Regions from separate parts of the Homo sapiens genome. Here regions 2 and 3 are each linked to region 1. Evidence: chromatin contacts called from ENCODE Hi-C or POLR2A ChIA-PET data. All regions are on one chromosome and are shown on one strand. The core of a region is the stretch at or near the end of the contact, and the rest is flanking DNA. Distances in the headings are between cores, read along the strand shown. Region 1 holds the start of LINC01871 (long intergenic non-protein coding RNA 1871). Region 2 has its middle 100 kb from the start of LINC01871. Region 3 overlaps LOC105373408 (a long non-coding RNA gene).

Region 1 (3,642 bases), core at 470-2,969:
CTAATCCAATCTCACCTGTGTGTTTATAAAAGGAGATTAGAACACAGACACGCCAGGGGGAAGACCATGTAGGGAAACAGGGCAAAGGAACTGCCTGCAAGCAAGAGAGAGGCCACAGAGGGAACCAACTCCGCAGACATTTCGATCTCGGGCTTCCAGCCTCCAGAACTATGAGACAATACATTTCTACTGTTTAGCCACCCAGTCTTCATACTTTGTTACAGGGGCCCTAGCCACCTGTAGACCAGCATAGGGTCAAAAAGCTGTCATGACCAAGTGCCCACACTGGGTCAGCAGTCCCAGAAGCAGTATCAGAATCATCTGTGCAGATAAAACTCTGAAGTCCAAGAAAGAGCCATTGGCACACAAATAAGACCAGAACAAATCAGGGAACCAGGTGATGACCTTTACTGTCAGAGATCCGTGTATACAGTACAGTCAGCTGACAAGAGGGCTCTCAATCGTGGCCACATATTTGAATCACCTGGGGAGCTGTTAAAACCCATGACACTAGGTCACAACCTAGACAAATGAAATCGGAATCCCTGGAGGGTGAGACCCAGGCATCAAGAAGGATTTAAGATCTCTGCAAGATTCAAATAGGCAGCCAAAGTTGAGAACAGCTGGCTTAAAGAGATTACGAGACTTTGTTACAGTATCTCAGCACGGATTACATTTCAATTTAGTTCTTTGCTATTATTCTTATCCTCTGAAATGTTTACACCACACGACGGCCTATCACTGGCTCTGAATTTTATATCATAATCACATAATAGGTTCCTCACTTAAGTTGTAGACATAGGCAAAACTTTTCTTGTTTTTGATGTAAGATAAAGGGAGAGAATGACTGGAGCAAAACAAAAATAAGATAATACAAAATAAGTCATGGGGTGGCATCACATTTTAAGAGTCTTCATTTATGACAAAAGCACAAGCTTATTTGTTGGGGACATAACTTTTGCCATTTTTCCTACCTTGACTGTTTAAGCTCGCAGCAATTTTATAGCTCGCTGTACAGGCTAAGGCTTTTGGTGCCTTTCTTTTTTAAGCTGTGTCAAAATACCTTTAAGGAAAAAAGATGATTTGAAAGGTATAAACCCAACGAAAGTAATAGCACAGTTACAGTTTTTGTGTTTGGGCAGATTTTAAGACATTTCTATGTATTTTTCTGACACAATGGATCCTAAGGACTGCCGTAGACGTAGATTAGTCTGATTTTAGGCCATTGCTTTGCAGCATTATGCAGTTTTTATCTGAAAGACGTTTCAAGAGGGGGAGCTAGTTAGCTAATTAATTAGAGATTGTGACTTAAATTTTTCAGACAAGAGATACTTTCCGAGTTTAAGGAGAACCCGAAGAAAGCTGCGTTTCTGTATCCGTGCCATGGGAAGTCTCCTGTCCTGTTTCCACTCTGCCTTCTCCATAAAGCAGGCTGATTATCAGGGCCCTCACACAAGCCCAGCGTGGTAGCTGATTAAGGCTTGACAAGCAAAAAGCAAACAGGATTTCTAATCATGTGTCTCATAGAAATGGAGCCACAAAAACCCAAAGAATTGCCATTACACCCCAAGTCATGCAATTTAGAGCAACTCAGGAAATAGGTGCACACAAGCAAACCATGTGGTTAAAGCCTTTGGAACTGGTTTGAGCAAAGCTGTAGGTGATTTGACAAAATCATCTGCAAAACCAGATTTCTAACACCTCCCTGCTGTGTATCTCATTTCTGCTGATGTGTGGTGCTTCATAAGATGGGGACGTTAAGCATGCAGCAACTACAGTCATTTGTTCTCAGAGGTGAGTGTTGCAGTTATTTTTATTACTTTTTCTCTTCTTTACTCTATTCCTTGCCTCTCGCCAGACATTCCTTAAACCACCTATCAACTCTCCCCTCACAGTCTTCCTTTTCTGTCTGCATTCTTTTTTTGAACCCAAATCTAACTTAGCTGCTTTTGTGGTTTTTCTATTCACTTTGTCAATTTCTCCCTTGGTTAGAAAATAAATTCCTGTGCACACTCACACCTATGCAAGGGCTGCTCTCAGACATAGCAGGAGGCCAACTTCAGCCTCAGCCTCTTGAGCAAACATTCCCAAGAGGGAAGAGCAACATGGGTGTGTGTGTGTGTGTGTGTGTGTATTGTGTTTATTTGTATGAAATGTCAATAGGGCATACTAATAGCTTGTGAACAAGTATCTATATCAAGATAGACAACCCCAATACATTCGACATGTTGAATATTTAACATGAATCACACATTTCTTGTGAATTGTGAGCAATATAGTTGTACTTATGTGTATAGATATGTGTACATTTATACATGTATATATATAAGGTACTCTCTATAGAGTACCTTATAGCTTACAAAGTGATTTCAAGTACATTTTCTCACTTGACCTAGAAGAGAGAATAAGTAGAATGTGCACATCTTACTCCACAGGGAACCCCTCTTGGAGGCCGGTCTCAGAGCTAAGGTGATAAATGGGGCCAAGAACAGTGGCTGATGCCTGTAATCCCAGCACTTTGGAGGCCGAAGTGGGTGGATCACCCGAGGTCAGGAGTTCGAGACCAGCCTGACCAACATGGTGAAACCCTGTCTCTACTAAAAATATAAAAGTTAGCCAGGCATGGTGGTGGGCACCTGTAATCCCAGCTACTCGGGAGGCTGAGGCAGGAGAATTGCTTGAACCCGGGAGGCAGAGGTTACACTGAGCCAAGATCACACTCCAGCCTGGAGGACAGAGCGAGACTCTGTCTCAGAAAAAAAAAAAAAAAAAAAGATGGTAGATGGAGTGTGACAGTTTGTGTTGGCATTTTGGCTTGGCAGAATTAAAGCCTAAAGTGCAGGGCCAAAAAGAGCCAGATTTGCAGCCTAGCTTCACCACTCCCTAACCATATTGCACTTGGGCATGTTCCTTAATCTCTCTATGTCTCTGAAACAAGAGGAAAAATCTCTTAGAGTTATTTGTGCAGAGTGAGCTACGATGTGTAAAATGATAGCCATTATAGCATGCACGTGAGCATGTACTATTAAACATAAGCAATCATTTGTGAAGCATGTTGAGATGCACATTGTCTAGCACCCCTGAGCCACCTTGGCTGTCCCGTAGCAGTCCCCAAGAGTCCTTTTCTAACATGGTTATGCCAGAATAATTTGGTTAGTTCAGGTGGGGTGAGCACAGTGGGGCAGGAACTGTGTCTAGTGGTTGCTGGGCAGTTTTGCACCTGGAGCTAGCACAGTCAGTTTTGTTGCACAAATGTGTGCCAAGCACTTTTCATAGGTCAGAAGCTAGAGAATAGTGTGCTTGTAAGCAAGCAATGAGAAATAAGATGGGAGCTCTTATTGGGGTTCCCTAGCTTCACCATCTTCAGTAACTTCCATCTTTGGTTCTGGCGGGCTTTTCTGAAGGACAGAACAGAAGCCCATGATAAAGGTGGGGTTGAGAATTCAAAAGAGATCTTTAGAAGTAGAACAGGGCCAGGGCCCATGTTAAGATTGAACTTTAAGGCCAGGCACGGTGGGCTCACACTTGTAATCCAGGAACTTTGGGAGGCCAAGGTGGGAGAATTGCTTGAGGCCAGGAGTTCAGGACCAGCCTGGACATCATAGTGACCCCCTATCTCTGCTAAAATAAAAATTTAAAAAA
Region 2 (3,642 bases), core at 634-3,133, 100 kb before region 1:
AGTGAGCTAGACTTTGAGCTCCTCTGAGAAACTGAGCAACATAATGGGAGGAGCTACAATTCATTTTAAATCCTCAGCACCTAGCACAAAAAACTCAATAATATATGTGGAATAATATAATAAAGTCATTATGTCTTGAAAATGCATTATGTAAAACCCGTACAAACTTTGGCACACAAATCATCAAATGGAAATGGAGATATGGCTTCATTGATACGCAGTCATGATGCCACCTAGGACAAGGGCATTAGCATATTGTAGAAACTCTTCAGGGTACCCTGTGCCTCTCCACTCATACAAGATGCTGTGCTCTCTCGTTACTAAGAAAGCAGGAAGGATTTGGAATCCTAGGACTTTCTAGTTCACCAAGTCGACATGGTTCCATTGCAGACTAGGCAATTTCATACAAGGCTTAGTGCAAAAACTTACTAAATGTATTTTTTGAATACGTAATAGTGTCTTTCATCTGTGAAAATTTTTAAATAAAAAATATATATATTTTAGAGAGACAAGGTCTCACTCTTGCCCAGGCTGGAGTACATTGGCACAATCATAGCTCACTGTAACCTTGAACTCCTGGGCACAAGCCATCCTCCCACCTCAGCCTCCCAAGTAGCTAAAATTACAGGCACCTGCTACCACACTCAGCTATTTATTTTACTTTATTGTAAAGATGAGATCTCACTATGTTGCCCAGATAGGTCTCAAACTTCTGGCCTCAAGTGATCCTCCTGCCTCAGCCTCCCAAAGCACTGGGAAAACAGATGTGAACCACCATGTCCAGCCAGAAATTTGAGGCTAGAAGAGGGAAATTCATGACAGGATGAGAAGAAAAAAAGAATATTAGATTTAAAATAAAAAAATGTCTAGCTAGTAAGCAGCAAAATATCCCATAATATAGATGGCAAATATTAACTGGAGGAGTGAGAACGAATTCTGACCACTTGACCATAGTTCTGTTACTCATATTGTAATTCAATTTGATAAAAGGGTATAAGGAAGAATCTGAGGTGTAGACAGTGGCAGCTGGTGACTTGGTAACCTCAACCCCCACCTTCCCAGTCCTTATTCTCCCCTCAGTGATTCTGTCCCCAACAGTAGCTCTCCCTTCCCAGCACTGCCTCATCAGCCCATTTCCAATCCCTGCTTCTACTCATTTCTCCCCTCTGCTTCTCTGTCTAAAGAAAACAGGTTGCACTGGGAATCACAGGAGCTGCATTCTTCTTTAGAGCTTCCACCACCATTGTCAGTGTTGATCTGGCCACCACCCAAACTCTCCATTTCTCAGTTTCTCAAATCATGAGATGGAGGAGATAGTCCTAGCTTTTCACACACAATGCTGTGATATAGGCTACAAATAAAGCCCAGTTGGCATGTTGTAAACTACTCTACTGGTCTGAATTATAGTAATGTCTCCTAAAGTATGTTCTCTCATTGGTGGTTCTATCAGTGTTCACAAGTGTGATCAAAACTGGAAGATTCCACAATGAAATGGAATGAACAATAGCAGGATGGACAATGGTGGAAAGGGTTCTCGATGGTAGAGCGCCTTACTGCCTGGATGCTGATATAAGCTGCAAGGCTCCAAGAAGGAGGTACAGGAGGCAGTACTCTCCATGCTTGTTGAGCAAGCAAAACTTGTCACTTTGCTGAGCGTGTCATGTCCCTGGGATCTTGAGATCCTTTAGATCATGTTTTCGAGGAGTGAACTGCTTAGAATAGAGACTGTGGACACCTGTAAAGTCCTTTCCATCTATATAATGTGATGGAGTTGAAGCCCAGATCATTGGTGAATGAGAGGTTTTCAGGGCCATCTGTGGGCAGGACGCTGGCCCTGCCCTAGTTATAGTGGTGCTTGCCTCTCCAAAAAGAGGAATGTGAGCTCCAGGGTACACATCGTCATTGGCAAAATAGCTTTCACTCTCATTCTGCCCTCCTCAGTGAATCAATCCACCTCCCCAGCCAGTTCTCCTGCTCCAGGTAGAACAGTTGAGCTTCCCTGTTTGATTTAATAGATAGTTAAAAATCAACTCTAAATATAGTGGAGTGTAACTGCGTAATGATATGTTTATGTTCAGTGAGGGGGAAAAAAGGAAGTGAAAAGAGCAACAGTTAACAGTGTCACCTCCTGTTGAGCCCAAACTGTGAGATGCAGAAATTTGATACAGGATGAATAAAATTAAATCGTTGGTCCTTTTCAGCAAACTTGTTTCTCCAGACCTTAGCTGTTCAGCTTGGAAGTTCGAGATATCAATTACCTGTGTTCCTAAAGAGAGAATAGAAAACTGGATACCAAAAGACTTGCCCCTGGAGCCCCACTCCACCCTATACCGTACCCAATAATATGCCCTTCAAATGGGGTGACCTACAGGAACTCAAGTTCGAGCGAAGCAAGTCTCCAAACTTCAGTTCATTGCCTTGGCCAGTCACTTACATGCTGATGATTGCAGGTATTTTAGATGTACCGTAGGACCCTTGGAGTTGTCATAACTAGGGTTCAAAAGGCACGTGGAAGCCTCCCAGTGGGGAAAACCCCCCGAGATGACTTTGGGGTTTTAAATCTGTGTCTCTTTCATCAGTCTGTAAGGACAGAAAAAAAAGCCTGTTGTGCTTAAAACATCATACTGTTTTTCCTCCAACAAAATCCATTTTCCTAGAGATGCAGAGGAATGCAAGGCTCTGCTGATGGTCTCAATCTATTCTGTTAGCTTCATCTTCTGCTCCCTCCAGACGTTGCACTCCAGCCTCATCAAGCACAATCTGCTTGTTCATCTCTAGCTGCTCTGCGCTGTGGTCTCTAATTCTGTCTCCTGTGCTCGTTCCTTCTCATTTCCGGTAGGAGAGCCCAGAATTTCACTTTTGTATCTCTTCACATTTTTATCAACATCACTACCTTGGGGATCTCCTCAAACGCTGCAGCATTAAACCCTATATGCAATGCCTCCCAAGCTTATCAGCAGACCCCACCCCATCCCCCGACTACTGAATTCCATTCACATCGTCGACTTCCTACTGGAAGTTTCTCTTGGGCATGTAATAAGCTTCTCAAACTTGATGTGTACAAAGCTGAACTCCCAATTGTCCTTCCCAACTACTCCTCTCTTCTTTCTTCATCTCAGTAAATGGCAACTCTGTCTTTCTAGTTCTGCAGGCCTCAAACTTGAACGTTGTCCTAGAGTCCTCTCTCCATCACACTCATTCTCATATTTGAATCCATTATATTCCAATTATGCCTAGAATCCAATAACTTTCATCATCCCACTGATCCTACTCTTATGGAAACCACTCTCATCTCTCACTTGGATATCCCCTGTGTTAGAATGATTACAAAAATGACCACAATCTTAAACTCTCTCTGTAACCATCAACTATGCAATGTTTCTTTGCGTTTGTTCGAATTAAGAGGTAAATTGTACCCCGCGACACACATGCGGACCCAAACCATGACTGCACCTTGTTTAAAATGTAGATAATTGCCAATTCTGAGCCTAAGCTTTACTCCACTTTTTTCGTTTTGGAAATCCTGCCATTGCATGTGGATAAGCCCAGCTTAGCCTGCTGGAGGAGAACCCAGTTATCCCAGTGGAGACCATTCTAGACCAGCCTATGCCTAATAAACCAGCAAACATGTGAGAACCACTC
Region 3 (3,642 bases), core at 381-2,880, 100 kb after region 1:
AAGAGAAGCAAAAAATTCTTTGTAACTAGGAGCTGGGGCCTTTAGCTTTGCAAATTAGTGCCAAAATACCACTTATCCATCTGCATCCCTGACAGTACAAAGATAGTAAAACATAGCACCTTATCCTGTACTTGCTCATGCAGATGGAGAAGTGTCTGAATGTGATAAAGACCATGTCTAGGTTTCTCCTGGACACCAGGATCTGGAAGGAGAACCCCACTGTGAGAAGCAGAGGTAGGGAGCACTGCATTCAGGCACATGAGATGACATTCCCAAAGGGCTTTTGCAAACCAGAAAGCATGGTGGATGTGATTTTTATTACCCTCCTGTGTGCTCCTGAGTGCTCTGCGTCTAGCTGTGCACGATCAAGCAGAATGCTGAAAGCAGCCCTTGTGTGTCTTGCATTTTCTGTGAGGAAGCTGCACCTACATTAACTCCTCTAATCTCTAATAGCACAACCTGTGGAATAAAACAGAGCGACGTGAGCATAGATTTTTACACATAGCAAGATGTGTCAGTTGCCAGTGTTTGCCTCCCCACTTGGACCACCTACTGGTGTCTTTAGGTTTCTTTGTGTTTTCCCTAATGCATAGGATGAATAACCAAATGGGAAACATAAAGATAGACATTTCATGGCTTGTCAGCCAAATAAATTAATATTCTTGCAAACATAGATGTCAAGCATGACCAAAAATAATCATGCTAACTGGGGCCACATGGATTTCCCTCAAGTAAAAAGTACCAATTAAGTTCTATGGAGATTATTTTTATTCCACAGTTTATCAAACCATTTTTTTTTAACTTCCTCAGCCATTTCTCCCTTTCTAAATGTCCTTAAATCTAATAGGTCCAGAAACAGGAGAGGGGGACAGAGGCATCCTTTCACTGATGAGTGGAAGGACAGGAGAGGTAATCCCTGCTAGGGTTGGAATGGGTCCCCTCCAAACTTCAGGTGTTGAATCTTAATGGTCAATGTGGTGGTAGTAAGAGATGAGACCTTTAAGAGGTGATTAAGCTATGAGGGCCCCTCTCTTGAGAATGGAATTGAGGCCTTTATAGAAGAGACTTCAAGCAGTATTCAGCTCACTTGGCCTTGTCATGTGAGGACACATCCTTTGTATCTTCTGGAAGATGAAGTAACAAGGTGCCACCTTAGAAACAGACCAGACACCAAATCTGCTGGCACCTTGGTCTTCGACTTCCCAGCCTCCAGAACTGTGAGGAATACATTTCTGTTATTTACAAATTATTCAGTCTCTGGTATTTTGTTATAGCAGCACAAAACAGACTAAGACAGTCTCCATACCATCCTCAGCCTAAAGAACCAGCTTCTTGCTCAGGTGGAATAGATCTTCTGGAGGGAAGCTATATTTCTACTAGAAAATCAGTTGTATTTTCACCAATCACGAAGGCTCTTCCAGACATCAGGGCAGTTGTAGAAGTGCCTGGAGAATGGAAATAGGCCCTTTTCCGGAACGCCCCCACACAGGCCAGTGGGACATTTATTTCCCTCTCTGTGAGAGACCTGTTTGGTTGGGAATGAGAGGAATGCTGTCTGACTTTTATACCCACTTCCGGGGAGCAGCCAGCTCCCACATGAGAAAGAAGACTTTGTACAGGGGCCAGGACCCTCACTGGATGCCAGAACCCCAGGACTTTCACTACACAAACATGTACATTCTGAATCATTCCTAGCAACTCTTCACGCAAAACAAACAAGCCGAGGAAAGTACCTCTCAGATGCACAAGCCAAGAATTCTAGAAACTCACTTTCCTAACCCCAAGTCATCTGCAGAGCACGCCCACAGAGAGCACCTGGGTGTGCGGCACTGCTTTTCTCTGGTGTTCACAGCTTTTAAAGACAGCTTTTGGGAAAGTATGTTCTCATTCATAGCCGATACAAAAGGTCCTTACACTTTTCTTATAGTTTAGTCATTTTGTAATTGTAACTGATTTTTCTTTGATGTTATTTCTTTTTGAGTCATATGAAGAAAAAAATAAACTTTGGTTTAAGCTTGTTAGCTTTACTTTTGTACAATAGCACTTGTCTTACTGAACCACATAATGAAATTAGAAGCTGCCAGATGTCAATCAGCGTGGCCCCAGGTACCATGTCCTTTTGTGTATCTGTGTGTATGGAATATATTTATCACGTGCTTATTGTGTGCTGGGAACTGTGTAAACTTTTTAATGCATTATGTCAAATTGTAATAATTACTCTGAATGGTGTTTTGTTAACCACGTTTTAGAGATGAAGAAAGTGAGGTTTACCTACAAGCAAACTTGTCCACTGTCATAAACTCATGATTGGTCCAAAAGATTTAGCAATCAAATCCTTTGCTCTATCCAGGAGAAGTTGCAGTTATATTTTAAGCACTTACAGAGTCCAGCGTTGGCAGATAGATACTTTTCATCATAATACATAAGTATCCATCTATTAATACTTTAAAGTTTTTAAATTAGTTTTCTGAGACTGATGTAAAAACTTACCACCAACTGGTGGTTTAAAATAACAGAAATGTGTTCTTTCATATTCTAGAGGCCGGCAGTCCAAAATCAAGGTGTCCTTTTAGTGCCTCCAAAGCAACAGATACTTTCTTCCTTTGCCTCTTCCAGCTTCTGGCAGCTCCAGCTGGCCTTTGGCTTATGGCCGCATCACTCCAATCTCTGCCTCTCTGGTTAGTTGCTTCCTAGTATTGTGCCTGCCTTTCGTCTGTGTGTCTCTTATAATATGCTTGTCATTGGATTTAGGGCCCACTCAAATAATACAGATGATCTCATCTCGAGGTCTTTAAGTTGTTTACATCTGCAAAGATTCTGTTTCCAAGTAAGGTTGCAGGTTCCAGGGAATAGGATGTGGGCATATGTTTTGAAAGGCTACCATTCTACTATGTAACACTACATTTTTAAACGGAAATGAACATTTAGCAAGTATTTTTAACACCTACCATATTTTTAAATATATGTTATCTTTCTTGAAATGTATATTGTGAAGTAGCTATACATTAATTAATAGAGAAGGATTATTTAATTCCTGAGTTATAAGCCCTTTCTGGTTTTAATATTTTATATATTCTACTGTTCAATTTCGTTACGGATATTTATACCTTATTGTTTAATTTCATTATAGATATTAGCATATCAAATTAAGATGATCTATAATTTTTCTATAATTTATTTTTCAGATTTTAGTATAAGGGTTATGCTATCTTCATAATTAAATAAAATAAAATTTCTTTTTCTTTCCCTACTCGCCATCATATTCTATGGAATATACTATGAAACACCAGATTTACCTAAAACACAAATGCATGAAAAAACATAATTTTAGAACTGTCTCGTTTCAGGACACTCATTAAAGTGAATTCTTTGAATTTTTTAAGGCCTTCCATGTTTATTGGTATGTTCAAATTATTTACCTGCTTGAATCCATTTTTAATCTATACTTTTCTAGAAAAACAATCAATTTCTGGCTTTTCAGAATATTGGTAGGAGTTAAAGTTATTTTTTCAACTAGTTTCAACAACTGTCCTCTGTACATGTTGTTAGAGACTCTTCTTCTATCTGACTTCTTTTCTTCTTTTTTTGTTCAGTGTTCCTGTCTAACTATATGGATGTTATATTAGAGTTTACATTGGATTA

What was found. Hi-C counts contacts between places; a loop is a spot of excess contacts on that map. ChIA-PET counts read pairs that join two places held with the same protein, here RNA polymerase II (POLR2A). Pooled maps may share reads with other maps.
Region 2: a loop to region 1 is called in a pooled map, with 1.8 times the contacts of the local background. The contact joins the enhancer-like site here to the promoter of LINC01871 in region 1. A Hi-C loop is called at or near these places in 1 of 168 maps with a recorded cell type or tissue (GM12878) and 8 of 50 pooled maps. POLR2A ChIA-PET finds 5 or more read pairs at or near these places in 2 of 52 experiments (OCI-LY7 and activated naive CD4-positive, alpha-beta T cell).
Region 3: a loop to region 1 is called in a map of GM12878, with 2.4 times the contacts of the local background. The contact joins the enhancer-like site here to the promoter of LINC01871 in region 1. A Hi-C loop is called at or near these places in 2 of 168 maps with a recorded cell type or tissue (Calu3 and GM12878), 1 of 37 single-sample maps with no recorded cell type and 10 of 50 pooled maps. POLR2A ChIA-PET finds 5 or more read pairs at or near these places in 3 of 52 experiments (activated CD4-positive, alpha-beta memory T cell and activated T-cell).

The regions. Positions count from the first base shown.
Region 1 is chr2:7,724,060-7,727,701 of GRCh38, forward strand. It overlaps LINC01871 (long intergenic non-protein coding RNA 1871), which reads left to right and starts at 1,720. Exons shown (of 2, transcript NR_183384.1): 1 at 1,720-1,794.
Region 2 is chr2:7,623,553-7,627,194 of GRCh38, forward strand. No RefSeq gene overlaps it. Among named protein-coding and RNA genes, the nearest start is that of LINC01871, 100 kb to the right of the region's middle. Within about 2 kb of position 1,884, at least 3 of the 41 ENCODE cell types and tissues checked have a DNase peak (open chromatin) inside an H3K27ac peak, as active enhancers do; they include GM12878 and OCI-LY7, where a contact is called at or near this core.
Region 3 is chr2:7,824,166-7,827,807 of GRCh38, forward strand. It overlaps LOC105373408 (a long non-coding RNA gene), which reads right to left. Exons shown (of 4, transcript XR_922750.1): 3 at 323-459. Among named protein-coding and RNA genes, the nearest start is that of LINC01871, 100 kb to the left of the region's middle. Within about 2 kb of position 1,631, at least 5 of the 41 ENCODE cell types and tissues checked have a DNase peak (open chromatin) inside an H3K27ac peak, as active enhancers do; they include GM12878, where a contact is called at or near this core.